6 separate regions of the Mus musculus genome follow, and regions 1, 3, 4, 5 and 6 are each linked to region 2. The links are chromatin loops, found by intact Hi-C in ENCODE. Cell type or tissue: heart. All regions are shown on one strand.

The links. Hi-C counts contacts between places; a loop is a spot of excess contacts. Peaks named below come from ENCODE experiments on the same cell type or tissue, not always from the same donor. Only the 100,000 strongest peaks of a DNase experiment are listed, where the experiment ranks them.
Region 1: it touches region 2 in a loop (4-fold over the local background); 10 of 42 quality-filtered maps call a loop at or near these places.
Region 3: a loop joins it to region 2, with 3 times the contacts of the local background. A loop is called at or near these places in 2 of 42 quality-filtered maps.
Region 4: it touches region 2 in a loop (2.3-fold over the local background); 2 of 42 quality-filtered maps call a loop at or near these places.
Region 5: it touches region 2 in a loop (2.6-fold over the local background); 7 of 42 quality-filtered maps call a loop at or near these places.
Region 6: it touches region 2 in a loop (5-fold over the local background); 20 of 42 quality-filtered maps call a loop at or near these places.

What each region holds. Positions count from the first base shown.
Region 1 is chr8:72,568,254-72,573,253 of GRCm38, forward strand. Smim7 (small integral membrane protein 7) reads right to left here and starts at 2,795. Exons shown (of 5, transcript NM_172396.3): 1 at 2,751-2,795; 2 at 2,621-2,662; 3 at 1,713-1,765; 4 at 603-693. The coding sequence starts at 2,776. It overlaps Tmem38a (transmembrane protein 38A), which reads left to right and starts at 3,570. Exons shown (of 6, transcript NM_144534.2): 1 at 3,570-3,974. The coding sequence starts at 3,851. In heart, no CTCF peak of the experiment used is centred here; DNase peaks (open chromatin) are centred at 2,608, 2,898, 3,738, 4,388 and 1 weaker place; H3K4me3 peaks cover 3,393 bases; H3K27ac peaks cover 2,609 bases.
Region 2 is chr8:72,490,451-72,495,450 of GRCm38, forward strand. It overlaps Slc35e1 (solute carrier family 35, member E1), which reads right to left and starts at 2,164. Exons shown (of 6, transcript NM_177766.3): 1 at 1,716-2,164; 2 at 1,392-1,462. The coding sequence starts at 2,136. Med26 (mediator complex subunit 26) reads right to left here. Exons shown (of 3, transcript NM_027485.4): 3 at 4,108-5,000. In heart, no CTCF peak of the experiment used is centred here; DNase peaks (open chromatin) are centred at 1,421, 2,341 and 3,061; H3K4me3 peaks cover 3,196 bases; H3K27ac peaks cover 2,127 bases.
Region 3 is chr8:72,743,686-72,748,685 of GRCm38, forward strand. It overlaps Sin3b (transcriptional regulator, SIN3B (yeast)), which reads left to right. Exons shown (of 19, transcript NM_009188.4): 9 at 773-980; 10 at 1,209-1,325; 11 at 2,725-2,963; 12 at 4,000-4,183. Among named protein-coding and RNA genes, the nearest start is that of F2rl3, 15 kb to the right of the region's middle. In heart, a CTCF peak has its summit at 2,598 (motif pointing left); no DNase peak of the experiment used is centred here.
Region 4 is chr8:72,420,474-72,425,473 of GRCm38, forward strand. Eps15l1 (epidermal growth factor receptor pathway substrate 15-like 1) reads right to left here and starts at 1,001. Exons shown (of 24, transcript NM_007944.3): 1 at 932-1,001. The coding sequence starts at 964. Calr3 (calreticulin 3) reads right to left here. Exons shown (of 9, transcript NM_028500.3): 9 at 3,710-4,282. The coding sequence ends at 4,142. Gm46043 (a long non-coding RNA gene) reads left to right here. Exons shown (of 3, transcript XR_001778581.2): 1 at 1-1,307. In heart, a CTCF peak has its summit at 2,672 (motif pointing right); DNase peaks (open chromatin) are centred at 518 and 1,018; H3K4me3 peaks cover 1,924 bases; H3K27ac peaks cover 1,812 bases.
Region 5 is chr8:72,562,198-72,567,197 of GRCm38, forward strand. Smim7 (small integral membrane protein 7) reads right to left here. Exons shown (of 5, transcript NM_172396.3): 5 at 3,001-5,000. Among named protein-coding and RNA genes, the nearest start is that of Smim7, 6.4 kb to the right of the region's middle. In heart, a CTCF peak has its summit at 1,954 (motif pointing left); no DNase peak of the experiment used is centred here.
Region 6 is chr8:72,546,486-72,551,485 of GRCm38, forward strand. Med26 (mediator complex subunit 26) reads right to left here and starts at 1,825. Exons shown (of 3, transcript NM_027485.4): 1 at 1,410-1,825. The coding sequence starts at 1,481. In heart, no CTCF peak of the experiment used is centred here; DNase peaks (open chromatin) are centred at 1,046 and 1,916; H3K4me3 peaks cover 3,557 bases; H3K27ac peaks cover 2,903 bases.

The DNA.
Region 1 (5,000 bases), 78 kb after region 2:
ACTGAGGTATATGCCTGTAATCCCAAGAGGCATGCTAACACTGATGCCTGACTGCCAAGGTATGAACTCAGATCCCTACTTCACACTATAAAAGCCATTTCAGTGGTCACACTTGTGTGTCTCAGGACTCACAGGTCTGGGGCAGAGGCATCAGAAGTCTGAGGGCAGCCTGACCTACAATCAGACTCTGCCAAACAAACAAACAAACAAACAAACACCAAAACAATCAAAGAGAATGGCTGTAAAAAACAGAAGCCAGTAGTAAATCCTACCTGCTGGCTTCTACTAAGGCTTTGAAGGCAGGAACATGCAGTCTGTTGGACTTTGAAGCCATCCAGTACAGGTTAACACAACATCAGGGGTGGGAGACACATGGCCAGATTGGACTTAGAGACCACCCTCCAATGTAACCAGAGTTCTTATTTTGGAAGAAGGGATAGCCCTTGAGCTTCAACTAGGGGCTGATAGGATGGCTCAGTAGGTGCCCCATGCCAAGCCTGATAACCTGAGTTTGATTCCCCAGGACCCACATTATAAACAGACAAACTGTGAAAAGGGCAGGAGCAGGTAATGAATGTGAGCACCAAGCAAGGTAAACTTACACGATCATGCAGAGCATCATGAACACATTCCACAGTGCGATGAAGATCCGGAAATACCTCAGGCTTAGTAAAAACTCTCGGATGTTGTCTCCTGCAAAGCCAGAAAGTATGGTTCATGAGGCTGTAACCCAACCTACTACCAAACATCTGTGGCAGCCCCTGATGCATCCTTGTGGAGCACCAATTCCCAATGCCTCTGAATGGTGCAAGAATGGGCACGTGGCTCAAGTCTGTCCAATTAGAGTTCTTCCTGAGCCGTGGGTCCTAGTTACCAGGCCCAGGTTGGCTAGACTGAGAATTTGCCATCTCCACACTTTGTGGCCGAACTTAGAGCACTGCATGCGCACCAGAACACATCACCTGCCATCGCTCTGGTTTACCTCCTTAGCTTTTTGTTTTTTGTTTTTTTTTTTAATAAATGTTGTTGGTTTTTTGTTTTAAAATAGAGCAGAATATGTTTAAGTCAGAGGACAAACTATCAATTCTCTCCTACGATGTAAAACCTGGGGAATTGAACCCAGTCAGTCTTGGTGGCAACTGCCTTTGCCTGATGGGCCTTTTAGCAGCTTCTGTAAATTGGATTTTGAGACCAGGTCTCACTCTGGGGCTGAGGCTGGCTCAAAACTCTAATCATATCCACACTTGTCATGGAAAGGACCTCTGCCATGTCACATCAACCCACGCTGGCGGCGGCAGCAGCGGCAGCGGCAGCAGCGGCAGCAGCAGCAGCAGCGGCAGCGGCAGCAGCACCTTCCTGACACCCACTTTCACTATCCCTCCAGAACACCCTCTGAATCGCCCTGGGCTGAGTCCCACAGGGCAGGATCACTTTCTTTACCCACACCCCGACAGAGCAGTCAGCTAAGTGGCTGGCAATATGGTACGCACTCAATAAAGCTGATGAACAGAGCATGGTGGAGTACTCTTGTCATTCAAACACCTAGGAGGCAGAGGCAGAGGCAGAGGGAGCAGGCATTCAAGGCTAGTCATGGCCCTCTAATACCACATCTCAACAATAAAAAGGAAAAAGAGAGGAAAGCGCAGGTTGGTGAGAGAGAACAGGCACCCTGGAATCGACTTAAAGTGTTGAAGGTAGAAAGACATGCTTACCTGTGCTGGGTTCCTTCGATTCTTCCCCAAAGCCTTGTGTGTCCTTCTTTTTCCTATAAAGAACAGCAGATAACTCCAGCTTTCCGTGAAACATAAACACCATCGGATTTCCTGACCCTGACACTCAGCTAGGAAGGGCATGAACTTCAGCTCTGCCCCCGACTTGCAGTGTGACCTGGGGCAGTGATACAACCCTCTGTGAGACACTCTCAACCAGCCTAGTCCATCACAGCTGGGTGTGCAGCCACAGACAGGATAGAGTGGGTCCAAGAGCCAGAAAGGCATTCTTGAGGGATAAGCCTGAGCATGAGGCTCTTTGGAGATGCAAGCAATCCCAGGGTGCAGATTTTTTTTTGTTTGTTTAATATTAATCTGCAAGTAAGAATGAGTGTGCCGGGCCGGGCGTGGTGGCGCACGCCTTTAATCCCAGCACTTGGGAGGCAGAGGCAGGCGGATTTCTGAGTTCGAGGCCAACCTGGTCTACAGAGTGAGTTCCAGGATAGCCAGGGCTACACAGAGAAACCCTGTCTCGAAAAACCAAAAAAAAAAAAAAAAAAAAAAAAAAGAATGAGTGTGCCATCCCGCAGCAGTTGTGTGGAGATCAAAAGGACAATCAACAGGATTTCTACCATGGGGGATCCGGGAATCGGACTCAAGTAGTCAGGCTTGGCAGCAAGCGCCTCTGCCCGCTGAGCCGTTCCCTGGTCTAGAGAGTACAGATTTAAAGATCCTGGAGTGATACAGAACTGTCAGAGCCTGGTGAAGCAGCGCGGAGGCGTGGCTAGAGGTAGGATTAGTGGGGCGTGGAGCATGCACAGGGCGGGACTGGCGGTGACCAAGGGTGTGGGCGGGGACTGGCTGTGGGAGGGCCTGGCTGTCTGGGACACCGCCTGTCGCGGCCTACTCACAGTTTAAAGTTGAGCACAGCCCCGGCGTTCATCAGTAGCGTCCTGCGGAGGGACAGTAACGGTCAGTAAGGGTCACCCCCACCCCTCTGACTGCCACTCTCCGACCTCTAACACCCCTCATTCATATTACCCGAACAGCAGTATGTCTCCGATCATCCTTACACCCAAGGCGTCCGTCAAACCGGAAACGGAAGCCGTGATGAGGGGCGGAAAGTGGAACGAGAACTGACCAATTCTGAATCAGCATTGGTTGGGTTCGACTGAGGATGTAGCATGATGTCACCTACAGGGCGGAGCTTGGGGTGCGCGCGCGCATGCTCAGTGTTACGTGCCACAGCTGGTCCCTGCTGTTGATGCCGCTCGGGGGTTGGTTGGGCTATGGATTCCGGGCTACAGAAATTGCGCCCTTGACCCTTGAGCCGCCCGTGAACGGCTTGGATATGGATATGGGCGCGGCAGATGCCTGAACTCCAAAAGGACTCCACTTGGGTCCCCACGGAGAACTGCGATCCCGGCTCAGAGTGCATAGAGTCAGGATGACCTCCTGCCTGAGTTGTACCTCCCACGGACCTCCCAGGTCTGACTCGAGTAACCCCACGGAGAATGAGAGTCCTGACCGGACAGACTTACAGAACATAAGGCCTGGATTAAGGTCTACAGAGGATGGATCTTAACTTGTGGGGCCTCCTGAAGCGGGAGGGTCCTAACTTAGTGGATCCAGTCTGGGCTGGGGTCCACAAAGAGGAGGGTTCTGACTTGTGGAGCCTTTTAGAGAGACAAAACCAAACAGAACGTGAGGGTTTGGTTGAGGTCCCCTTGTGGGAGGCGGGGTTCTGACTTTGGATCCTCAGGAATGAAACATGATATTCTTGGCTGAGATCTTCCGAGGGCGCGGGTTTTGAGGGAAATAGGGGTCCTGAATTGGTTAGTCCCATGGAAAAGGGACAGGATTCTAACTACGCAGATGTTTAAGGACAAGATTCCCTCTTGTGTGTGCTGGATGCAGGGGACAGATCGCCTTTTTGGCTCTGTTGAACGAGTTCTGACGTCCCTACGGCCCCGCATTTTGGGCTCCCGGCTGCTAGGAGTCCCCCACCACCCCTCCTCTCCCGAGGGGTGGGGGCAGGCGGGGGGCGGTGCCTGGCAGTGGGGCGGGCTCAGTGGCGAGGGAGCATTCGTCGGGCAGCGGGGCGCGGGACGCACGGGGCCGGGGAGGCGCCCTCCATCGCCATGGACCTGATGTCAGCGCTGAGCCTGGGCGAGCTAGCGCTCAGCTTCTCGCGGGTGCCGCTCTTCCCTGTTTTCGACCTCAGCTACTTCATCGTCTCCATCATCTACCTGAAGTATGAGCCAGGTGAGTCGAGGATTGTAGGAGTTACCAGGAGGGAGGTTGCCCCTAGCTTGATGATGGAGACGAAAGGAGGAGACAGGCTAGATCCTGGAGCTGGATGGGGGAGGAGGCAGAGGCTGAGATCGTGGAGTGCTCCCACGCTCGCGCAGGTGGAGGAGCGAACCCTGGGGACAGAGGCGCTGTGGAAAGGAGGCTGCAAATGAGGTGGGAGGGAAGAAAAGGAGCGCTCTTGTTTACGGTTAGGAGGACAGGTGCTGCGGGGTTGGGGTTGAGGGCGGGGGCAACGAAAAGGCCAGAGTCAGGTTAGAGCAAGGATTCCTGAACTTAATCTTGGGCAAGGGGGATTGATGGTGGCGAAGGTTCCAAATCAAGGATCGGACCTGCCTGGGCGAGGGTCAGATGTTCTGGACGTCAGCTGCCATGACCTCCCTTAACGCCCTTGAATTGACTGCCTGGTGACTATATAAGGACTGGCCATGCTGGGTGCTGCGATCAGGTTCGGGGGAAAGTGACACCCATGTCCCCTCTGTACTGCATCTTTTGGCATCTTCTTCCCTCCCTTCTCACATGCCAGCTGGGCCAGCTCGGGCCTGGGATCCTTCCCACTTATGGAGCCTAAACCGTTCCAGGACAGGGCAACTTTGGGTCAGCTTCCTTTCAAGAGTCAGAGGAGGATAGACCCTACTTCTTTGATTAAAAAAAAAAAAAGTTAATTACTTTTACTTATCTCTGTGTTGTGGGTATGTGTGGAGGTCAGAGGACAGTTTACGGGGGTCACTGGTCAAACTCTGGTGGTCAAATTCATAGACAAGCTCCTTTACCAGCAGAGTCATCTTGCTGCTACCGCACCCCTCCTCCAAATCTGCTTTAATGAGGACAAATGTAGCTCGCCTCTAACCCCAGAACGTAGAACGTAGAGAAAGGAGGAAAGCAAGTTAATTCCAGGACAGCCAGGGCTATTGATGAGTTCTTGTCCAGTGTGACTACAGACCATCTCAAAAACAAACATAAATAAGTGACTACATAAAT
Region 2 (5,000 bases):
ATCCTGCACTTGTGAGGCCCTGAGCTAGGTACAATATCCCCAGTGACCAGGAAAACTGATAAACACAAGGTGTGCTATCAGGTGACACACCTGGGTGCCTCCCCAGCAACTCTGACCCCCCAGGAGGCTAGTCCTACCTGGTATCATCCTGGCAGGGACTGCAGAGTGCCGACAAGGCTCACCAGGATAAAGTTGGGTCTGAGAACAAAACTCAGCCAGAGGTGGTCCAGTTTCTGCATTGATCCATGTGCATCAATTATAGGGCACAGGAAAGTGAGCACTTGTACAAGGTTCGATGGTTTCCAGCCGAACAGTGGCATCCCTACTGCACACGACACAGTGAGCTTGTTCTTTAGTCCCAGGCCAGAAAACACCTGGCTTGGCACCTTCCCTGGGCAGCTCTGAGCTCTGGGTGCTATATATGATCCATGTCCAGATAATCACAACCCAAGGTTCCTTGGTTCAAAATGGGGGTTGAACCCCAGGCCTTTGGGTTCTTAGCAAGGGCTCCACACTGAGCTACAACCATATTTTCTTTTGCCCCTTCTTTCTTCCAATTAATTAATTAATTAATTAATTAATTTTGAGACAGGGTCTCTCTACAGAGTCCTGGAACTTACCATGTAGACCAGGCTGACCTCCAACTCAGAAATCCTCCTGCCTCTGCCTCCAGAGTGCTGTGTTAAAGGTGTGTGTCTAGAACTCCTTATTCTCCTGCCTCTGCCTCTCAAGTGCTGGGAAGACAGACCCATGGCACCATGCCAGGCTTTGTAAAGTTTTAGTTTCTACAAACTGGCTAGATTCTGCCACGGTCAAACTCCTTTGGCCTACTCACATCAGATCCAGACAACCCCTACCAACCATTCTGTCTAGTGACAGAAAAACTAGGACATGATAGTTTGTAAGTTCGTCAGGACCAGGCCTGACAACTTGAATCTGATCCCAGGTATCCACAAGGTGAAAACTGTCCTCTGACTTCCATACACGTGGCAATGCACAACACACACACATAAATAAACATTAGAAAATAAAATAAGAGAAGGAAAACTTGTCCCAACTTAATTTGTTGGTGACTTGCTAAAATGGAACCAAAGACATCACCTACCACCAATCCCAGAGTCGGAATCATAACAGAAAAGAACAGTGGACGCCAGAGGGATGTGGCGCTCAGGGACAACAAGCAAGAGATTATGTGGTGATATCGCCCCATTCACACACACATCTGCTGTCTGAAAGGTGAGTGCGGGATGCTAGGTGCTAGCCACAGGACAAGGCTGACACCTTGACTTCCTTATTTGACAGGAAGCAGGAGGATGCCACGGTCCAACCACGTCATCAACCTGGTCAGCTACTGGGAATCCCGCCTAGCCCAGGGCTTCTGCCAGAGTTACCTTGGTGCTCTGTTTCTCCTTCATGATGATCCGGGACAGGAGGACCACCCAGATGGGCATGGTGGCCTTGACTGCAAGAGAGGAAAAGGCACTCAGTGGGCAGTCCTGGCAACCTGCACACCCGACCCTGAACCTTCCTTCTGTAAGGCTTCCTCTCGATCCCAATAGCTGGAGTCAATTCTGCTAGGCGCTCGGTAAACTCCTCAGACCTTTTCCAACGTGAGAATCCGACGCACCTTGGCGGCGTCTCAGTCAGACGGCCCGCGCACTCGTACCCACACTTCGAAGCCCCAGACAGCGCGCAAAGCCCGCCTCAGCACTTACCGGTGTGCGCGTAGGAGACCGGCACCTTCCAGATGCTGACGTGCGCCGACACCGACGCGAAGTACTTGCCAAAGGCAAGCGGCAGTACGTAACGCGGATAGAAGCGCGGCGGCAGCAGCGGGCCGGACGCCGGATGCGGGCCGGGTCCGGGGCCCGACACGGGTGGCGCGGGCGGCACGCGCCAGGCGCGCAGCAGCGGCGGCAGCCCCGCGCACAGCGCTAGGATGTGGCACAGCGACACGGTGACCGGGAACGGGAAGGCGCTCAAAATCACCTTGTTGACCACGTTACCGCCCGCGCTCAGCGCGTACCATAGTAGACACAGCACCGCCACCCGCGCACCCTCGCGCGCCCCGCCGCCGCCACCCGCGCCCGGGACCCCTGCGCCCGCGCCGGGACCCGCGGTTGCCGCCGCCGCCATCCTGCCCGAGCGGCCGCCCCTTCCCGCCGGACGACCGCCGGACGCGGGCAGGGGGCGGGACAGCCCTGGAGGGCGCGCCGGCAGACGCCGCTCACCATTGGCCCCTGGCCCTTGCGTCATCGCCGCTCGCCATTGGCCACCGCCCCATACGTCATCGTCGCGCGTCCGCCGACGCGCCCGTACACGTCGTCGGCGAGGGCCCTACCCTCACTTAAACGCTTTCCGGGAGGGGGCGGGGCTAAGCCCGGAAGGCGGGCCGTAGGGCCCGCGGGTGGGTTAAGCGCGTTACGTTCTCTCCGGTGACTGGCAGGACTCCGTGGGAGGTGCCGGGCGACGCGGGCCCGCCCACTTGAGGCTGTGGAAGCCGCGTGCCTGGGGCGTAGACAGGGCTTAGATCTTTTAGAAGAAAAGAAACCGATTGCGGTAAATCCTCTGGACTACGCCGGGTCCTCGGAAGCTGTGCGGTAGGTGTCAATTTCCCCTCACAGACCAACCGAGAGAAATCCAGGGTTAAGTGTCTCCTGCGACAGTGTCTTAAGAGCTCAGCTGACCGGTACGATGCTGGGCAAAACCACGAAGGCAGGACTAGACTTACAAAACTCGATTCCCAAGATCGTGTGCTTTTAAGTGAGGGAGAATAGTTGTTCGCGCTCCTTAAAATGTGTTCATTTATGGAGGCGGGCACGAGCGTGTGTATACACATATTGAGGTCAGACGAGTTGAGTCTTTTGTCTCTTTTCTACCATGTGCATCCAGGAAAAGAAACTAACTCTGGCAGCAAGCGTTTATTTGCTGAGCCATCTCGCCAACCTCAATATTCTCCTTTACAGCGTCTCCTTGAATGCCAGGGTGTCTTTCTACCTCACCTATGTTTTGGTTTGCTTTTCTCTGTGTAACAGATTCCTGGCTGTCATGGACTCGATTTGTAGATTAGGCTAGCTTCGAACTCAGAGATTTGCCTGCCTCCGCCTCCTGAGCACCATGCGTAGCTACTCACCCGTTCTTCAAGGTAGACTGTGTTGTACCCTGGGGTTTGCTGGATACTCATCACACATGTGGCAGTCCTTGTGGATCTGAGTAGAAAATGGCCTGGTCCCTCCCAAAGCAGGAGTTTAAGAATATGGTGATAGGACGCTGGGCTTTGTACCCTAAGGCCTTTGTCACAAACTAAATACAAGAGGAATTAGGATCTTTGGACAGAGCAGTGTCAGATGGCCCCACTGATGTGTTTTGGTTGCTTTTATTTCATATTGGATTTGGCCCTGGCAACTCTGGAAGCTTTTTCATTTCACAACAGGTACATGTACTCAGGGCAACCCAGCTGTGGTTTCACCTCCTCAAATGGCCCTGTAATGGGGAGTGGGGCCATTCTGCAACAAACCTCAGAAATTCCTACTGGCTCTGAAACGGGTTCTGGGTTGGCTTTGGTACCAACCAGACCAGGAGGTATGTTCTAAGACTTAAACCATGAAGCTGCTGTTTTATGAATAACTGTTATCTTTGAAATTAAGAAGATATGGATGAGTGAAAAAAAAATACTAGACACCTAATCTTGGCTTAATTGTGTATGTGGGAGAGAGGGGGTAGATCATTACTATATAACGAAGGTGACATCTTAGTGGACACCTGTCAGGTATGGAGGCAGCCTTGGGTCTGCCTGCAGCTGCTAGCCCAGGGCTAGGGCCAGAAAATAGTTATGTACATCTGGGCCATGCAATCTCCCTGATGGGCAGGGAAGGTGTACACCATGTCACTAAGAGGCTCCTCTAGGTGGGTGACCAAGGGGATGTTGTTGACCATGAATCAATGAAAAGCAGATAGAGAGGCCCTGCCTGCCGCTACAAAATAAAGCTAAAGGGATGTCACCAAGGCTGGCATAGTAGGTATGGATGTGGGCTCCAGGCACTTACCCCTGTAGGAAAGGCCAGATTTAGCTATACATGTGCAAATGAGAAATGATTCCAAAACTGGTTTGTGCAAATATTTTTTTTATTTCCACATTTATATCACAAGTTGTCCACTTACTGGACCAAATAGCAAAGTTGCTCCCTTCTGCGCGAACACAGAAGTCTAGGTACTGTACATTCACTAAGGCTCCTTGTTTTTGCAAATCGCGTTTATGACCATAAGGCAAACGAATCTAAAGGAATGGTTATGAGTGTTTCCAGCCAACAGACGGCTCTTCCCTAGCCCACCAGGGCAACTCACACCAGTAGCACCCTCGGGAACTTTGTGGGTTAAAGACTCTAGAAAGATGGCATTTTTCTAGAGTTGTGCAGAAAAGGAAAGAAGGGAAGGAAAAGTCATTTGGCTGGTGGTAGGGGAAAAAAGAGAATGAAATAAATGAGAAAACTCAAGTTTCTGCAGCATTTCTTTTAAGAACTGGGACTGAACTGAAACCATATACAAATGGGCAGACGACTGTGCAGTGTGGGTGAGGCTGGCCCACCCACACAACACCAGGGTTCACCACAGCAGAGAAGCTTCCAGCGCACAACACGAGGGCGACAAAAAAAACCACTGGCTCGAGAGTAGCCTGTGCCTCAGAGACACCAGGGCCAAAGAGCAAGAGATGCAAAGAAGAGATGTGTCTGTTGCTGTTAAGGTAACCTCTTCCACAGGGTTCCTGTGCCTGCCTGCTACTGAGGTCCCTGCCTTCGGTGCTTAGAGTGGTTCTGCACCTCTTCTGGGATGGGGGACTAACGCTTTATAGCTGGCTTACTATAGATTTCAGCCATCTATCTGCCCCTCCCCCGAGCGGCCCTTCCTTTGCAATCGTTAGTAAACTGGTAGCAGCATTTCACAAAAGGATGGTGGAGAGCGAGCCTCATGCTCGCCTTCTCAGCTGGCCAGCCTAACCCTTG
Region 3 (5,000 bases), 250 kb after region 2:
AATAACTTAAAGGAGGTCATGTCTAGCCTAGAACTAGGCTCATTTCTAGACCGTGGCTTGGGCACAAATTGGCTATAAACACTTGTTGCTGACTGCCTGGTCACAGGGCCATTGGGACACTTGATTGTGTGTTTGTTTCTTTTGAGACAGGATCTCATAGCTCTGGCTATGCTGGAACATGCTCTGTAGACCAGGCTAGCCTAAAACTTATCAAGATCTATCCAGATCTGCCTCTTGAGTTTTGGGTTGAAAGACATGTGCCATTCTACCCTCTTTGTTTCGTTCTCTTTTCTTGTCTTTCTCTTTCAGTTGATTAATTAATTTTTATTTCATGTGCATTGGTATTTTGCCTGCATGTATGTCTGTGTGAGTGTGCCAGATTCCCTGGAACTGGAGTTACAGACAGTTGTGAGCCAACATGTGGTTGCTAGGAATTGAACCCTGGTCCTCTGGAAAAGAAACCAGTGCTCTTAACCACGGAGCCATCACTCTAGCCCCCTCTTACTTTTTTCAAGTTGGGGACAGAAAATCAAAGCAGTGAGACGCACAGAGGTTATTCCCAGTGTGCTTTGCTGCTGTGGTCTAATGTAGCTGGCAAGGTCTATAGCTATAAGCCTGATTGGTATTGGTGAGAGAGAAACCTCCTCTCTCCTAACACTGAGTTCTGATTCAGGCCATCCTTGAAGTTCCATATCTGCAAGGCGATTGTCATGACTCTAGAACATTCTCAAAAGGCTTAGTGTTCACTTAAAGTTTCTGTCTGTCTTTGAAGGAAATTTCCAGAACTCTTTGCACAGTTCAAGTCCTTCCTAGGAGTGAAAGAGCTGTCCTTTGCACCACCTATGAGTGACCGGTCTGGAGATGGGATAAGCAGAGAAATTGACTATGCGTCTTGTAAGCGAATAGGATCCAGCTATCGGGCACTTCCCAAGACCTACCAGCAGCCCAAGTGCAGCGGAAGGACTGCCATTTGCAAGGAGGTAGCACCCTTGGGGTACAGGTCAGCCCTCTATGGCACACATGGGTCCAGACTTCCTGATGACATTTGATACTTGAGGGGTGCCAGCAGAGCCCACCTGAGCTTCATGCCCTGTTGGATGGCAGTACTTACAGCTCACACTGATGGAGTGGAAACGTGGTCAACTTTATCGTTGCTCAGTTCTGCCCATCCCCAAGTGTACTTAGTGACACCCTGTCCTCTGGTCCAGGTCCTGAATGATACATGGGTCTCCTTTCCATCCTGGTCTGAAGACTCCACCTTTGTTAGCTCCAAGAAGACGCCCTACGAGGAGCAACTGCATCGCTGTGAGGATGAGAGATTTGAAGTAGGTGAAACACTTCTGGCTACCTATCTTGCTGTCCTCTGTCCTCCCAGCCCACGCCTTCCTTGTACAGCCTAGTCCTGTAGTCTCTTTCCTCTGCCACCAAAGAGTGCCAGTGCTGTAGAGCAGCTCGCCCTGGCTGCCAGCTCTGCAGCTCTTGAGCTGCAGCACAGCATTTAACTCTTCCTTTCAGCTAAAGACAGTGGGTTAGTTAACTTAAACTAAGTTAGCTTTATTTTTGTATGTTTTTGTTTGCTCAAGACAGGATTTCTTTGTGTGGTTCTCACTGTTCTGGAATTCACTCTGTAGACCAGGCTGGCTTCGAACTCAAAAGATTCTGATCCTAAGTGCTGGAATTAAAGATGTGTACTACCATTGCCTGGCTAAGTTAGCTTCATTTCTTATTAAAGTTATAATTGAGTTCTTCAGACCTAACCAAGTGTTCCTCCTGGGGACAGACAGATAAAGCACCTTCATTTCGTCCTGACTCCCCTTCTTCAAGCTTATATCTGCATGTCTTTTTGTTTTTAAGATTTATTTTCATTTTATGTGTGTGGGTGTTTGCTTCCATGTCTGTCTGGTGTCCACAGAGGCCAGTAAAGGGCATTGGATGCCTTGGAACTGGAGTTAGGAACAGTTATGAGCCACCATGTGGGTGCTAGGAGTTAAATCCCAGTCCTCTGGAAGGACAGCTAGAGCTCTTACCCCATGAGCCAGCTCTGCAGCCCTTGCTTTTCTTTTTGAAATGTCTCTCTTTGTCCCAGGCTAATGTGGAGCTTGTGACCCTCCTGCCTTAGCCTTTCAAATGCTAGGATGACTGACGAGTGTATGCCCTCCACCTGCTTCCTCTGTGTGTGTGTTTCCAACTTCTGCTGGGACAAGTCCCATGGACAAAACAGTTTATATGAACCAGAGTCTAGCAGCCTCTGGGAAGTACAATTCAAAGGTGACATACTTGGCAAAGCCTGCTTATGGTACCCCATGGTGGTTGGGACATAAAGGAGGCCCGTTCCTAAACATTGCCACCCACCCATGAGGACAGTCTATGGCTGGAGCACCAGGCCCTGTGTTATGTTTGAGGCAAGGTTGTCTTAGGACACAGTCTTCCTGCTCCCATTAATACTATGACACCCACTGCTAAACTTCAGTGGCAGTGTGGCAGGCGATCAGACTGAGAGAGAGGAGAGAGAGAAAGAGAGAGAGAGAGAGAGGGAGAACACGCGAGCACCTGTGTGTATGTATCAAGCGCCCTCCAGTGGTGGTATGTGTCACTGCTGTTACTGGAACACTGCTCCTTCCACACAGGTGTGCTCTGGTAGACAACCACACTTACTGGCTCCATTGACAGCTTCCAACCACTCACCAGTTCCCAGTTCTGACCATGCCTGCCTCCTCCCTGCAGTTGGATGTTGTCCTGGAGACCAACCTGGCCACCATCCGAGTGCTGGAGAGTGTGCAGAAGAAGTTGTCACGGATGGCTCCTGAGGACCAGGAGAAGCTCCGCCTGGATGACTGCCTGGGTGGCACATCAGAGGTGATTCAACGCCGTGCCATACACCGCATCTATGGAGACAAGGCCCCAGAGGTCATTGAGAGCCTGAAAAGGAACCCTGCCACCGCTGTGCCTGTCGTTCTGAAAAGGTATCTCCCTCTTCTACTCCTGTCCATGATTCGGGAGAGCTACCAGGGTTCCTGACCAATGGAGCCACTTGACTGTCTCTTCAGGTCAGCCTCCAGCTGACCTAGTCCTGAACAGAGTCTTAACAACCAGGCTCTTGGACATCTCTGGGTATGAACAAGCAGTCTCACCTTTTGCTTACATAAAATCTACACACATGTACCTATCCATGACCTCTTGGTGACTTACAGCGCCTGTGGCAGTACATGTGCTTCAGTGTCCCACTTAGGTCTGGTTGAGACCTGGGATTCAAAGTGTGGATTATGACCGAAACACAAGGATCCCTAGCCCACTGTCTATTGGCATGCCATGAAGCCCTGTGCTAGCCCACAGGTTTGAGCTGTGATGCTCAGCGGGGTTAGTGTCAGAGCTGTGTGGGCTGCTGGGTGTCTGGGAGGAGCTGGAGGACTTTAACCAGCCACTGCTGGAGAGCTGGCTAGCATTTAGGAGCACTGCTGCTCTTCCAGAGGACCCTGTCCAATTCCCAGCACCCACATGGTGGCTCACAGCTGTCTGTAACCACAGGGTCACCATATGCATGTGGTATACACATGCACATGAAATAATAAATACAAAAATTTTTTAAGTAGCCATGTTGGCTCTGTAGGACCACTTCCCCTTTCTTCCCCCTCTCTGTGGGAGGTGTTTGTTTTGTTTTCTTTTGTTTATTTTGGTGATGGGGTCTTATGTAGCTCAGACTGGCATCGGACTTAACCATGTGCCCAGGGAGCCTTCTGACTCCAGTTCCTCAAGTGCTGGGATGACATTCTTGCACCACCATGCCAGGCTCTTTTTTTTTGTTGTTTTGTTTTTGAGATGAGGCTTTCTTACTGTAACCCAGGCCAGCTAGAACTGGATATCCTTCTGCCTTAACCTCCCTCATGCTGGCTTGCTTGTTGCCACGTAGACCAAATGTGTAATTGCTATGAGGAAGCTGGGCCCTTCTCCAGGGGTCACAGGAGGGTCCAGCTGTTAGGCACTGAGCCCCTCTCCCTACAGGCTGAAGGCCAAGGAGGAGGAGTGGCGGGAGGCCCAGCAGGGCTTCAACAAGATCTGGCGTGAGCAGTACGAGAAAGCATACCTCAAGTCCCTGGACCACCAGGCTGTGAACTTCAAGCAGAATGACACCAAGGCACTGCGCTCTAAGAGCCTGCTCAATGAGATCGAAAGTGTCTATGATGAGGTGAGGCATGCTGGGCAGGGACTACCAATCTCCTCACACCTGAACCCACACCATGCTTGCCTTAGTGATGGGGAAACTGAGGTATGAAAGGAGCTGCTTGCTAGACGTTTCCTGGGCTTTCTCTGCTGCACCTAAGTCATTCAGAGGTCAGAGGTGTGCTAGCCCTTAGAGCTAGAGATGCAGGTAGGTGTCTGTGAGCTACTGGAAATCCAGAACAGCAAGCACCTTTAACTGCTGAGCCATCTCTGCAGTTCCCATGGCCTGACCTTTGAAGGCAGAAGTGGTAGTGTGGGGTAAGAACACTTGCCTAATTTGAGGCCTAGGTTAAAAGTTGAGGTAACCACATGGGAAAAAAAGAGTTTTGAGGTGTCCATATATTACTAAATCAGTCTCCATTCCTATGACAAGCATGTGAGAGACACCGTTCAAAAGAAGAAAGCTAGTGTTGGCTCATGAGTTTAGAAATTTCAGCCCAGAGCTGCCTTAGCTCCTCCATTGCTTAGGCTCTAGCAAGATGGGAACATGAGATCTCAGGACAGGCACAGGAAGCCTGCGCAGCTTCCCAATAATACCTGTTAGGGAGCTACTCTTGTGTCATCTGTCCATGAGCCCTCTCAGTGGGATTGGCTCTACCAAGGAGGAGTAAGCCCTTTGGACACTTGTATCCAGATTCTAATTTGCCCTTGTGCTGTGATAAGCTCCATGACCAAAGGTAACATGGGGAGGAAAGGGTTGATTTCGCCTTCGGGTTCATCTTCAGAGCTGTCAGGGCAGGAACTTGAGGCAGGAGCTAAGAAATGCCCCATGAGCCAACCTG
Region 4 (5,000 bases), 70 kb before region 2:
TGAGGTTAAGAAGCCTGCTTCAAGGACACTCTTCCAGAGTTGGAGCCGAGATCTGAATATAAAATGCTTCCTCCTGGTAACCATGACCCTGCGAAAGACGATTCTAGCAAAGTGCATATAATATGCTGTGTGGAACAAACGGGTAATTTGGCAAATTAGCAGGACAGGAATACTTTCTAATTCTTATGGATGTCACCTGGAACTAGAGACTTTGTCAGTGAGAGACTGCTGAGCTCCCAAGCACCTGATCCCAAGCACGTTAGAAAGTGGCTGAAGAATGAATGAATGTTTTCCGCTAGAAGCACAATGGCCTTCTCACTGCTATTCTGTACGTCCCTGTAGCATTTGATACGTTCAAGAAAACCATCCAGCGACCCTGAGGACGAAGACTGGTGCATACCGTTGGGGGCGTAGGATCCGCGCTTTTCGCACCGCACAGAGCAGCGGAAGCGGATCTCGGGGGAAGGAGGGCTGGGCGGCCAGAGGCGAAGCGGGCGTGTCCCGGTTCCCCTTGCGACTCCAGTATGGGACACCACCCGCCCCGACGCCCGACCCCGCGGGAGACAAAGACTGGCGGCGGGCCCACCGCTCTCGCTCGCCTCCGCGGGGACGAAGCGCGACGCGGCTCGAACAACAGCGCCCACCCCCCAAACCCCCCCCCGTCCCTTAACCTGGCCAGGCCCCAGACGGAGCAGACATACGCAGCGGCCGCGCCCCATCACCTCTTCGCAGCCGCTCGGGGGTCGCCCGGCGCAAGAGTATGCGGGCCGCTCCGGCCTGTCACCTTCAGAACCGCCCGGCCCCCGCCACTCAGCCTCTGAGCCTTCAGCGCGCGCCTCCGCGGTCCCCTGGAGCCGCGCTTCCGCGACGACTTATCTTTCTCGCGGCAACCACCGTCCGCACCGCCCCACGGCGCACCCCAGCACCATACCTGCTGCGAGAGGGGTACAAGCGGCGCCGCCATCTTCGTGCGGACTCGGCCTCCGGAGCGCCGAAGGAACGGGGGCGGGGCCGTGCCTGCGCACTAGTACGAAGGAGGGATGCGATGCGCGCGCAGCACAGCCAGCGCAAGGACAGGCCACAGGACCAGAGTACACGTGCGCAGAAGGGAATCCAAGTCCTCCCGTGAGAAGTTTTGCAGTAAGAGGGCGGAGCCTCGATCACAGTGGAGAGGGCGGGGCAGTTCTGGCTGGAGGCGGAGCCTTTATGGGGAAGGCTCTGTCGCATAGCCTTACCAGAGTTGGCCGTACCGGGTGATTTAGAGAGCCTAGCCTAAAGCACAGCGTGACTAGAAGGTTCGGAGCCTCGTAAGTTTAGTGGGCCGAGAGTGGGCGGGCTAGTCGGTCTGTGGGGGTGGGGAGGGCCTCGTGTGCATCTCCTGATTGGAGTGGGCAAACCGAGCCCCTGGCTTTGGAGGCTCCTGTGAGGCAGGGAACCCAAGGGATAGGTAGGGCTCCCTTCCAGACCGCTGCACTCCAGCTCCCTGCACTTTCCAGTCTGGGTCTGTGAATCGGAGCTTGGCTAAACCCAGGCACCGTCTTAACTTCTCCACTCTAGTAGCCTCTACTAATGCCTAGGGTTTGCTGAACTTTTCCCGGGGAAATGGAGACAGTGGCACACAACAAAGTACCATGGTGCTCAAGTCTAACTTGGGCCATATGCAGTGTTAGTACCACTCAGTATGCTTGTTAAACAGATTTGGGTTCTGATTGCTTGCAGATGTGGGTGTAGCCTGACATCTGGTGTTTTTTGTTGTTTTTTTATGTGTATATGCCTGCTGTGCTCGTGCCAATGCCTGCCCAAGAGAGAAGAGTTTATTAGATGCCATTGAGCTGGAGTTAAAAGCACTTATGAGCCCCCAACCCCCGATATGAGTGGGAACAGAACTAGGGTCCTCTGGAAAAGCAACAAGCACCCTTAACCAACTAACTATATCTTCAGCTACTCTGGTATTTCTTTTTTTTTTTTTTTTTAAAGATTCATTTATTTATTATATGTAAGTACACTGTAGCTATCTTCAGACAATCCAGAAGAGGGAGTCAGATCTTGTTAAGGATGGTTGTGAGCCACCATGTGGTTGCTGGGATTTGAACTCCGAACCTTCAGAAGAGCAGTCGGGTGCTCTTACCCACTGAGCCATCTCACCAGCCCCTACTCTGGTATTTCTTTGTCTTTTTTTTTTTTTTTAAGTTACATTTTAACTTACATCTTAAAAGATTTGTGTGTTGGATGGCCCCTTCCACCATGAGTCACAGAGATAGGACTCAGGTTGTTAGCCTTGGCCGCAAGCATCTTTACCCACTGAGCTATCTTGCTGCCCCTTAGGACATCCTCATTCAAACCACTACACAGGTGCTGGGAAACATGGTACACATATACCGCCACACTCAGTCCCACTGTGTTTGATTTCTTGAGGTAGTTGTGACTGATCCTGATTGCCAGCTGCACAGGATCTAGAATCATATAGGAGACAAAGCTCTGGGTTACAACTGTGAATTTCTAGACTAAGCTGAGGAAGGAAGACCCCCCCACACACACACACACACTTGTTCCATGTGCTGGAGGCCAGGACAATGGATGCTGTGTGACCAGCTGCCTCACCATACACATAACACAAATCTTTGTTTTAAAAGCTCTGTGTATGTGTGTTTGTGTACATAAGTGCAGACACCTGCAGAGGCCAGAAGAGGGCATCAGTGGTTGTCCAGTGCCTGATGTAGGTATTGAGAATTGAACGGAGATCCTCTGAGAAAGCAGCAAGTGCCCTTAATCACAGACTCATCTCTCTAGCCCATAAAAATTTTAAAAACTTTTCCAGCTAGGTGTGGTAACACATGCCTTTAATCTCAGCCCTCAAGGAGGCAGAGTCAGATCTCATGTGTTTGTAGGCAACCTGGTCTACATAAGGAGCTATAAGCTAGCCAGAACTACATGGTGAAACATTATCTTAAAAAAAGGGGAGGGGGGTGGATTAAGGAAATATAGCCATGTATCATGGCACATACCTGTCATCCTAGCACTTGGTGTCTTTTCTGTTGCTATAAGACACCACAGCCAAGGCAATGTATAAGAGAGTTTATCGGGGTGAGGGTGGAGGGAGTTTACAGTTCCAGAGACTTAGAGTCAATGACCATGATGGCAGGATGCATGGTAACCAGCAGGAAAAGCATGTTCCTAAAGCAGTAGCTGAGCACTTATATCTAATCCAGAGAGACACTGGGCCTGGTGTGGGCTTTTGAAACCTCAAAGCCCACCGCCAGTGACACACTTCCTCCAACAAGGCCACATACCCACTAATCCTTTCAAATAGTGCCACTCCCTAACATTTAAATATATGAACCTATGGGTGCCATTTTCATTCAAACCACTACATAGACAAAACACTTATACATATAAATAAATCTTTAAAATGATTTAAAAGAAAAATAGAGGGGCTGGGGAGAGATGGCTCAGTGGTAAAGAGCACTCACTGGCTGCTCTCCCAGAGGACCCGAGTTCATTTTCCAGCACCCATGACAAACAAACAACACCACCACCCCACCCACCACCACCACCCCCACCCCTGCTCCAGAGGATCTGATGCTCTCTTCTGGCTTCAATGGGCAACTGCATGTAGTACAATACAAACAGAGATATACACACACACATTTTACAAAAAGTAAATAATAAATCTTTAAAAGTAAAACAAAATATTTTTAAAAATTATTTTATCATCTTTTATTCATGAAAATATTTAAGAGTTTCAAAAAAAAAAAAAAGCACATTGTTTATGGCCAGATTCTTATAGGTCTCTGGCTTTCAATGATCTGTTCTATGCAGGGAAAAAAATTTAAACAGTGTCTCACTATGTGTCCCAGGCTGTCCTAGAACTCACTACATGGACCAGGCTGATGTGGAAATCCCAGATCTGTCTGCTTCTGCCTCTCAAGTCCTGAGATTAAAGGAGTGTGCCACCACATGCCGTCAACAGAAACTTATTGCAGACCCTGGGGTCATAGGGGTCTATAGAAGAAATGGGGGACCCTAACACAAACAGGGGATTGTTTTTCAGAAACTGGACAAATGACCATGTAGATGTGATCATTCAAATGTGTATTATTAGAGTTGCAGCTGGGCCACTCAGCATGCAGAGTGAGGATGACTATAGTTCGCCCTGCCTGTGGAATCTGCTGAAATGGTTGTGCCTGTGAAACTTCCCCATCAGCAGATCCTCCTCATCTTCTTCACGGGCCTTTTTCACTTCTTCCTTGGCCTGTATGGCATCCATCTCCTTTTCTGGACCCTGGAGGAAAGGACAAAAATAAAACAGACTGGAGCTGGGGCTGGGACTCATATAATAGAGTGCTTGTAGTTCAGTTGGTATAGTGCTTGTAGCTCAATTGGTAGAATGCTTATAGCTCAATTGATAGAGAGCTTGTGGCTCTATTGGTAGAGTGCTTGTAGTTGATAATGCTTGCCTGGCACTGGATTCAATAGCTAGCATAGGAAAAATCAGGCATGGTGGTGCCCACCTGACATGCAGGCCCAGAGGTCATTAGTCCAAGGTCATTGTTGACCATACAGCAAGGTTAAGGCCAATCTGAGAATGCATACGACCTTATCTCTAAAGAGATAAAAACTGGGAGCTGGAGAGATGTCTCAGTAGTCAAGAGCTCTGACTACTCTTCCAGAGGTCCTGAGTTCAAATCCCAACAATCACATGGTAGCTCACAACCATCTGTAACAAGACCTGATTCCCTCTTCTGGTGTCTGAAGACAGCTAAAATGTACTAGTGTACTTACATATAATAAATTAAATAAATCTTTTTTTTTAAAGAGAGATAGAAACTAACTACTATAGATACCCCTGTCTGTATGCTGGCATACATCTGTGAACTCAATACTTGGGAAGCAAGAATATGAATGAAGTCCCATACATTGTGTGGTAAATTCCACGGCAGCCGAAGCTATACAAAGACCCCTCCCTCTAGAAAGAAACAAGAAAAAGCAAGGGCTAGAGG
Region 5 (5,000 bases), 72 kb after region 2:
TCTCACACACACACCTACAATAAAAAAAAAAAAAAAAACCTTCCCTTTAATCATACCATGGAGTGGTTGTGTGTCAGCCTATACAGGAAGAAAGATTCGCCACTGCAGCCTCTGGCAGGAGCCTGGATGCTGGGACCCCTATCGTGGGCTTCTTACTCCCGAACTAACAGAGAATAAGTGCACATTATTGTGAGGCATGAAGTGTATGCCATTTTGTTATGGCAGGGTAAGAAGGTACTCAGGTCTCTTGCCACCAGAGGTGGGAAACTCTTCCTGTTCCTGGCTGCTATCTCACCCTTTGCAGCTCCTTTCCTCAGCTAGGGCTATTTTGAGGTTACTGCTATCCTAATAGTCAAGGCTAGAGCCTGCCAACTGTCCAAAAGCTGCATATTGGGGGTGGGGGCAGAGAGAACTACCACAATCAACAATCCTTACTCTGAAAAAGTGACCTACTGGAAGTCTCAGGTATGCTGGGATACAGAGGCAAAGAGTGTTCCCTAAGAGTAGCCAGTGCAGTGGCCAGCAGCAGCCTTGACCTCCCCAGAACACAACTGAAATGGAGAACGTTGGTGTTGGGGTGCAGCTCAGTTGGGGGACACTAGCTTTGCAGCTATTATGCACCAATTACTTGGGAACTAAAATTCTCCTTATAGGAGAAGCAGAAGGTCCAGCAATTTACCAGACTCAGAAGCCCAGAAAGTTCTGAGCTGAGGAGGCCCCGCCCAGCACTGTAAGGCAGCAGAAGTAAGCTAGGGGAAGGGACCTCCAGGGCTGCAGTTTGCAGACTGCACGGGGAGCCTATTCGTTGAGTCTCACACTCCTCCATGCATCCAAGAACCTTGCAGGTTCTCCCCACTAGATTGAATGAAATCTTTTCTTTGGTCTATGACTGGTGTTTTTTCGGGGGTGAATAGACATTTGGTCATTACCACCGCAGGAAAAGTCACCAAAACCATGCATGAAGCCCCAAGAAAGGAAAGAAGGAAAAACTGCGTGGCTGTGCATGTCTGTCACCTATGGGAAACAAGATTCAAATTCTGCAATAATTTCAAGTAGCAAAGTTGGCCATGTGGGCTACATAAGATGAAGGGAGGGAGGGGAGGAAAGGCGTCTGACTTAGGCTGGAGGCCAGCACAGTCCATCTAGGCCTTGCTAGCACCCACCCCAGGCTCAAAGAGCTCTGAGGTTTGAGGGCTGGAGTGGAAGCCTCCATCTACCTGTACAATAGTCACCCTAGGCAAAAGGGACCAAACAAGCCTTCCCTGTCCTTACTCTTCAGGGTTCCTGGGGCACACCAACTCTTGGTTTTCTAAATGAGTCTCAGACTGGGTTCAAACACCTTTCTAAGCTGGATATGGCAATATTGGCCTGCCATCCCAGCAAGAAAACCAAACCTAACCAATGAGCCCAGACAGTTGGCCATGCCTCCCGGGTCAGAGGATAACTTGTGGAGCTGGCATGTGGGTCCCAGAAGGTGCTGTATCTGCTGAACCTTCTCACCCATTAGACACTCCATAGTGATTTACTCACTCACATGCAAATGAGTGTTTTACCCATACATTCTGTTTGTTGTTGTTCGTTTTTAAGGCAGGGGTTCTCTATGTAGCCCTGGTTGTCCTGGAACTCTCTAGACCAGGCTGGCCTCGAACTTACATAGATTCTCCTGCCTCTGCCTCCCCAGTGCCAGGGTTAAAGGAGTGTGCTGCCACCACTAGCCTTGTATTTTAAAGCATGGCTCTGCTTGAGACATATGGTACACATCTCTCATCAAACAGGAAAATGTAAGGTACCTTCAGATACTTCATACATGAAAGGAAAATGCCTGGTTGTCACAGAGTGGCCCTTGCATGGCTGCTTCTACAGAGGACCCAGGTTCCATTCCCAACACCCACATGGTGGCTCACAAACATTCGTAATTCCAGTTCCAGGGGATCATGCACCCTCTTCTGGTCTCCATGGACACTGCATGCACACATACATACAGGCAAAACACTTGTGTAGATAAAAAAAAAATAATAATTTAAAAAAAAATTAGCTATTAAGACACTAAGGTAATAATGCACAAAGAAACCTCATGCACCACAGACATTTCCCTAGAGGGCTATGCTCCAGGTGCCTCTGAGCATGGACGACCATGGGTGGGTGAAGCTAGCTTACAAGTCTGTATGTTACAATCATTAAAGGATCAAAATGGGCAGGGTGTGGTGGCGCACGCCTTTAATCCCAGCACTCGGGAGGCAGAGGCAGGCGGATTTCTGAGTTCGAGGCCAGACTGGTCTACAAAGTGAGTGCCAGGACAGCCAGGGCTACACAGAGAAACCCTGTCTCGAAAATCCAAAAAAAAAAAAAAAAAAAAAAAGAAAGAAAAGAAACTTAGAGTAAAGCAAACAGAAGCTTCCCTGCTGGGGCAGGACCAAGCAATCCAGAGCCTCCCCCCTGAGAAGCTATGCACCCCACCAGAGAAGCTACCATAAACCACAGCATACACATGGCAGGACTGTAACCACGGGCACATTTTGTTCTCGAAGCCAGGAAGACAATGAAGGCTAAGGATTTGCTTATGTCTTCCATCTAGGAAATGCCCATTAGCTCAGAGCATCCATGGGATGCTGCGAAGTGGCAGGGCTGTACTGTGCCTGTCCAGTCAGATGCTACAGAATGGCTACACCCTGGATGATTGGCCCTGGACCCTGCTCCTCACATACCATGGCTTCTTCCACATGGTCTTGCTGTTGGTGCTGTCTTGGCGACTCTTGTATCCTTCGAGATGGGCCTTGCTCAGCGTGAGGCCTAGAGAACCTGAAGGCCCTTTGGAGTGAACACTGCTGCCAGCCCAGAGGCACTGCCCTTCTGAGCTGCTCAGTGACCTACAGGCAGCCATCATCTGAAAAGTCAGAGGGTCCTAGGTGATGAGTTGAACTCTTCAGTTCTCTGTTGGTGGTATACTTTCATAAGGCTATCTGGGTAAGGATAGGAGTAGATAGACTGAATGTTTGTCATGGTAACTCTTTTGTTTTTTATTTGCACACAGCATATGCTTGTGGCTGTATGTGCGACACTATAATCAGGTAGACCCAGTACAACACAGTCCTCCGCTCTGCAGCATCCCAGCATGATCACTTGTGGACAACTTGACCTGTGTGTTTGTCAGTGTTGTAAAGAAGGGATAAAAAGAGGGCTTATTTGTTCAGGCTGGGTGGTGGGAGGCAGAAGACAGCACTTCATATCTTGTAGCTCTTAAGCGTGAGAGACAATTTAACTGAAACTCCATATCCCAGTGGTAACGTTGGGATAACAGGTTTAACCTTCAGGAGCACAAAGTGGGTTGTCACTTCAGGTTACATATATCTGGTTATAGCAAGGGAAAGAGCTATTGCTTAACAGCTTCTAGAACATCTGACTTGAGAGTCTCAAATGGTTCTGAAAGGGACCCCATCCCTGAGCCACACACCCCAGCCCCTCACTGGGAAATTCTAGGCAGGAACTCCACCCCTGAGCCAGACTCTCAGTCCTTTCCTGTAAAATTATACTATGTCACTCTACATGAACTACATCTCCAGCCACGAGAAGTTTCTGAACAACATTCCAAACAGACACACATATAGAGCTGGTGATATGGTTCAGTGGCATCAAAAGGCCCTAGCCCAGAACCAAAAATAAATAAATAAATAATAATAAAAACCAAGAAGATTCATGGGTTTCAATTTTTCACACACACAGTAAGTAGTCCAAAAACACTTTATCAGAACTCAAATGAGATAATAAGTGCAAACCCTATGACAGCATTCTTTTTCAGCACAATTCCTCTTCAGAATGAATGGAACCTTTTTTTCCTGAAACTACAGTCCTAAGCTGAGAAAGGCAGAAAGCCATCCCAACTATCCAAGGCTGGGGATCAGCCAACAGAGTGGCATGTTACAATGCTAGGCAAGTGGGTAGGCTCAGGCATGCTGCGGGTGTGAAGGACACAATCAACAATGTCTGCAGCAGCTGTGCAGCCTGAACTTAGACTTGACCCAGTTCCCACATTACCAGAGTTTTCCCCATAGTTCCCGGGGAAGCCTGGGGTAAAATGCTATTATGACTAGGGTTGGTAGTACACACTTGGGATTCTAGCACTAAAGAGGCTGAGGCAGGAGAATGGAAAGTTCTCAATCAGCACAGATTCCATCAAGATGGTCTCAAAGACTAACCAACCAGCCAATAAAAAAACCTGGTATGGTAGTACTCAATTGGGATCTTGTCTCACTACTGAAAAGATAAGGAGTTCAAGGTCATCTGCCACAGTTTGGGGCTGTCTTTAAAAAAAAGCCAAAATGAGGGGCTCAGGACACAGGTCACTCTCAAAAGACCCAGCACTCACATGACAGTTCACAACTGGCTGTAACTCTAGCTGCAGATTAGAGGACTTCTGGCCTCTGCAAGCCCTGCATCCACATGTGTGCAGACATGCATGCAGGCAGAATACCATACATATAAAACAGAACAATCTTTAAAAAGAAAAGAAAGAAACCAATCCAAAAAGAGAGCCCCAAAGCAAGCCAGCTGCTACAGCTTTCAAATGCTGATTAAAGTCCCTCAGCACTGCCGGCATGGCCATCTCTAGATGGAACGCATCTCAGAGCTGATGGCGTAGTCGCCTCTGAACCTCATGCACCTCAAGCTTGAGCTCCCCTCCTTCAAAGAGAGACCCAGAAACCCAAACCTTCAGAGTACGCTGCCAACATCACAAGCAACAATAAAGGAGTGGCCCCAAAGTCACTTTATTAACAAGTGGCTTGAAAGCACAGAGAGGTGTCTGCTAACATCACCACTAGCACCTCTTCCACAGGCCTCTTCTGGAGAAGCTGAGTATGTTATGGCTAACAGCTTAGTGTCTAAAGAAGAGGCTGGTGTCCCAAGGGAGGAGGACCGGCTCCTCCAAATGTTGGAGCAATCTTTGGCTGCCCCAGGTAGACCCAGTTATGGGGTGAGGAGGAAACGTTTGGAAGTAAGACCTC
Region 6 (5,000 bases), 56 kb after region 2:
ACAAAACCTTAAACCAAAAAAAGAAAAAAGAAAAAAATTTAAAAAGGCTTTCTAGAAGATTTTTATCTAGCCTGTCCCTATTCTACCTCGAGAAAATGTCTACAGTATTTACTAAATTACTATCAAGGTGATCTTAAAGACCAAGAAGAAAATAATTTTGGATCCAGCAAGCAGATCTCATAGAAACTAGAGCACCTCTATTTCTACCAAGACCACACAAACAATGTGAATTATTCTGAACACACCACAATACAGTGTACATTGTACATTGCTAAGAGTAACTGGTCAAGCATAGTCAAGGGAACTCAAAAGACTCAAACCTCGGTTACCTGTCCAAGCCCAAGATGATTTTTCTTCCATCCCGAGCATATTAAAAAGTGATCTCAAAGGCCACTTCCTGGTCTCCCAGCAAACACCTCATATCTGAATGCCTGTGCATCTTCCCATGGCCCTGCTCCTAACAGCAACAAGGATACCCGCCCCCTACACTGCCAACAAACCTTTGGGAAAAATACAAGAACAGGTGAAATTAGTCTATGCTCACACAGGAAGAAAAAGATGTCCCTCTGCTCACAGGACTCTTAGCAGAGGAAAGTGTGACATAAAGTAACCCCTTACAATTAAATCTTGACAGGCTAGGGCCCAAAGCACCTCAGGAGGGGCAAGAGAGAGATGGAAAGAGGACCGGAAGGTAGGAATAAGAGAACAATCAACTATGACGGGCAGTAACTCAGTACCAAAATCCCATGCTTTAGCTTCTGGTCAGATGCGCAATGGAGCATTTAGGCCAAGAAAGATGACAGGAAGGATCCCACTCTCTGCAGGGTCGTCTTTTCTAGAAAGACCCCAGGAAAGGTTTGTCCACTATCAGAAAAAAGAGGAGACTCTCCAGGCATCACAGGTAGACAGACTGGGGGCAGAACGGGCCTAGGGTTCCCTCCTAGCCAAGAAGGAGGTTCAGCCAGGAGACCGAAGGGGAGTAAAGGCCAAGACTCCGGAGACGCGGGCTACTCTAGTCATCGCGGAGACACTAGTTGCTTCCCACCTTGCCCCCGGCAGGGAGACCTTCCCGGGGGGTTCTCAGTTCCCAGGGTTGAGGTGAGGCAAGGAGGCACGGTGGGGACCACCAAGGGCGGTCGGGCTGGGACAACGGAGAAGAACTAGCTCTGATCAAAGCTCCAAACGCTCCCTCAGTCCAGGCCGCGTGAAGCCTCGGCCTCAGGTACCCTCAGCTGCCGGGCAATCCGCCTTGCCTGCGGTCCCCGGACCCAGGAGAAAGAGAGACCGAGATGGCAGTGGCTGTGGCGGGCAGATCACCGCCTGGAGAGAGCCCCTAGCCGGGGGCGCGTCGGAGGGGGAGGGTCTCGACACATGCGGCCTCGGTCCCCGATCGCGAGGCAGTCACTTACGTTGCTCTGGGAGTCGATGGCCTGTAGCAGCCGGTCCCTCATCTGCTGCGGAGACGCCGGAGCCGCTGTCATTGCCTGGGCGAAGCGGGGGGGAGCGGCCGGGCCGGCGGGCGGGCAGGCTGAGGAGGGGGAACGCGGGTCAGTCACTCGCCGGCCTCCGGGAACGGAGCCGCATGTTCCCCGCGGCGCCGGAGGAGGTCAAGGCGCTCGGGGAGATGGCGAGGACGGAGGGAAGCGGAGGGGACCGGAGCTCAGGCCCCGGACCACCGCCGCCACCGCCGAGCGAGGAGGAGGAGCCGACGGAGGAGCCTCCGCCACCACCGCCGCCGCCGCCTCGAGAACCAAACTCCAGTGAGCTGCCCCCCGCGCTGAGCACTCTGGGTAACCCGCGCCGCACGCAGCGTCGGCGCCACGCTGAGGAGGTTGGGAGATGGGGCGGGTGGAGACGCCGGGTTTGGGAGGGTCCGGCTCGTGAGCCCCTCCTATTGATTGTGCGCACGCGCGCGCAGGCGCAATTAGCAGGTCCTGCCGCCTGGTTCCGAGGTCCGACACAGAGGGCCGTTGGGAGGCAGTTGGGCGTGGCAACGGACGCTATCTGAAGGCCACGCCCACTCGGGACTGGAGGGATGGGCTTCCTAACGGAAGCGCACCCTTCAAGTCCTGGAACACCGACTCTATCTTCTGACTGCTTTGGGGTTGCGGAATGGAAAGACCCTCCCCCGGATGAGGGCCTCCTGCGTTTAGAAACCAGAGGATTGGAGCGGCCATAGGTAATCTGAGGAAGGCAGCGGTTCCCTGCGTTTAGACTCGTGCCTCGAGGAGCTCGGAGGAGCTCCGCACAGCCTTCTCCGCTGCAGAGGCCCCAGGCGCGGGTCTGCAGGGCAGTGCGTGTCCCCATGTGACCCGCGTGCTGCGGGGACCTAAGGTCACGTCTGGGAGCTGCCACCTCTGCAGAGGACGCAAGTCTGCAAGGCCTGCGCGACGCTGACACCTCGGGTCTGCATCCGTGCGGGGCTGGAACTCAAGAGGAAGCACCGCTTTTGTCGCCTTCCTAGAGGCGGGGGGGGGGCGGGGGGGGCTGGAGGTGGCCAGCCTGTGTCTGAACAGCAGGATGCGGAACCGTCGCCCAGCATCTTCCCCTTGGCGTTCCGAGGGGACGGAGCGACCCCGCCTTTGCATCTCAGGTGATGGAAAACAGGAACGCCTCACGGGGGAGGAAGGGAAGCACCAAGGTCACCTGGAGTTTTAAGTCAAACCAAGAAACGAAGGAAGTCAAGTATAAAGGCTGCGGTCCTCCGTCCTTCGGTGACCCCTACAACTGGACAGATGGAGGGCGGGCTCCGAGTTTAGTGCACTATACGAAAGTGGCCTCGGGAGAAATAACTTCGTGTAGTGTTGTAACCTTAAAAATCCAGACATGAAACGGAAGGGAAACAGGTAATGAAAACCACATGTACTTCTGAGAGCTGCTCAACACCTGTTAATTTTAAATTTGTCATACTTCGGGGGGGGGGTACTGGGGGAGGTGAGGAACCAGGCATTTAATTCCAACGCTTGGGAGGCAGGAGGCTCACTGGAGTTCCAGGCCAGCTTGGTCTGCACAGTGAGTTCCAGATTAGCAAGGACTACGTAAGTAAGACCCTGCCCTTTTCTCCCACCCACCCAGAAAATAAATTTATCATGGCTGGTTTCTTGATTCTGCACATGACAGAAGGCTTTGCATTACACCAATAGAATGAACACGAACAAATACTTCTCAAATACACTCTCTTCCTGGCATGTGTTTGGAGCTCAGGTTCCAAGTTGGAAAGCAGCCCATTTTGAAGATACACTTAATCTCACCAGATAAGCAAAATAAACAAGGTCCTCCATCAACATTGGCTCTTAGTTTGGTGTTTTTTGGCAGAGTTTATGAAGCCTGAGCTGGTCTCAAACATTTTATTCCTTCCAGTGTCTCCTGGTGCATTACATTTATGCCAATCTTCTGTCTTTTATTATTATCTAATAGTTGATTTTTATTTTTCTCCCCTTATACAGGCTCTCACTACAAAGCCCTGGCTGGCCTGGATCTCACTATGCAATTCTGACTAGTTTGAAACTCACTGTGGAGACCAGGCTAGCCTCAAACTCACAGATATCCGCCTGAGTTCTGCTGCCCAAGAGCTGGAATTAAGTGCATCATCCTACCCTGCAGACCTGCTATCTTGTTTATTCAGTGGTATAGTATGCCTTTTTTTTTTTTTTCAAAACAAGCTATAAATTAAGCAGGCAATTAGTTTTGCATGGATCAAGTCATGAAAACATCTTGGACAGCATTCAATGTACCTGCTGACCTTGCTATTTTAGATTCCTCCCCAGGTTTTGAGACCACATGTAGCCTAGGCTGGCCTTGAACCTTTTTCTTTTCTTTATTTTTTATTTTATTTGCCTGGTATGGTGGTACTCAAGGGGAGGCAGGAGGATCTCCGTGAATCCAGTCTAGTTTACATAGTGAGTTCCAGGATAGACAGCCATATGTAGAGAGACCCTGTCTCTAAATTTGATATTAATGTTTTGCCTGTAGTATATATGCACCTATATGTGCCTGGTGTCTACAGAGGCCAGAAGTAGTTGTCAGATCCCTAGAACTAGAATTACATGGAGTTGTGAGTACATACTGCGAATTGAATCCTGGTCCTTCTTTGAGAACAGTGCTCTTAACTGCTGCATTGTCTCACAGGCCTGGCCTTGAGCTCTTCATGTTGCCTCCACCTCCTCAAGCGCTAGAATTATAGGGCATGTACCACCCACCATCATACCTGGTGCTTCTGATTGCATTTTCTATGCCTAGCCTTTAATCTCAGCACTCAAAGAGGTAGAAACAGGAGGATCTCTTGAGTTCAAGGTCATCATATAGGTATGGGGAATTGAACTCTGGACGAGCAGCAAGCATTCATAATGGCTGAGCCATCTCTCCAACCCATTTTCTTGTTTTGTTTTTTCAAGAAAGGGTTTCTTGGGCTGGTGAGATGGCTCAGTGGGTAAGAGCACCTGACTGCTCTTCCAAAGGTCCAGAGTTCAAATCCCAGCAACCACATGGTGGTTCACAATCATTCGTAATGAGATCTGACTCCCTCTTCTGGAGTGTCTGAAGACAGCTACAGTGTACTTACATATAATAAATAAATTAATTTAAAAAAAAAAAGGGTTTCTTTGTGTAGTTCTGGCTGGCTGACCTGAAACTCATTTTATAGACCAGGCCGACCTCAAACTCATAGAGATCCACCTTCCTCTGCCTTCAGAGTGCATGACTACAATATTGTGGAGTCCTATGCACACAACTTTATTCTACTTGTTCATTTACCTAAGTTTGATTGTTTGTGTGTGTGTGTGTGTGTATATATATATATATATATATAACTGTTTGTGTTGTACAGAGGACCACTGCCAAGAGTTAGTTCTCTTCTACCATCCTGGGGATCATCTTAGGCTTGGCTGGGTTAGTGGCTATACCTGCTAAGCAATCTGGCCACTCTGGTTTTTCCTTTTTTGAGACGGGGTCTCCCTCTGTATCCCAGGCTAGGCTTGAACTTCTAATCTTCCTGCGTGAGA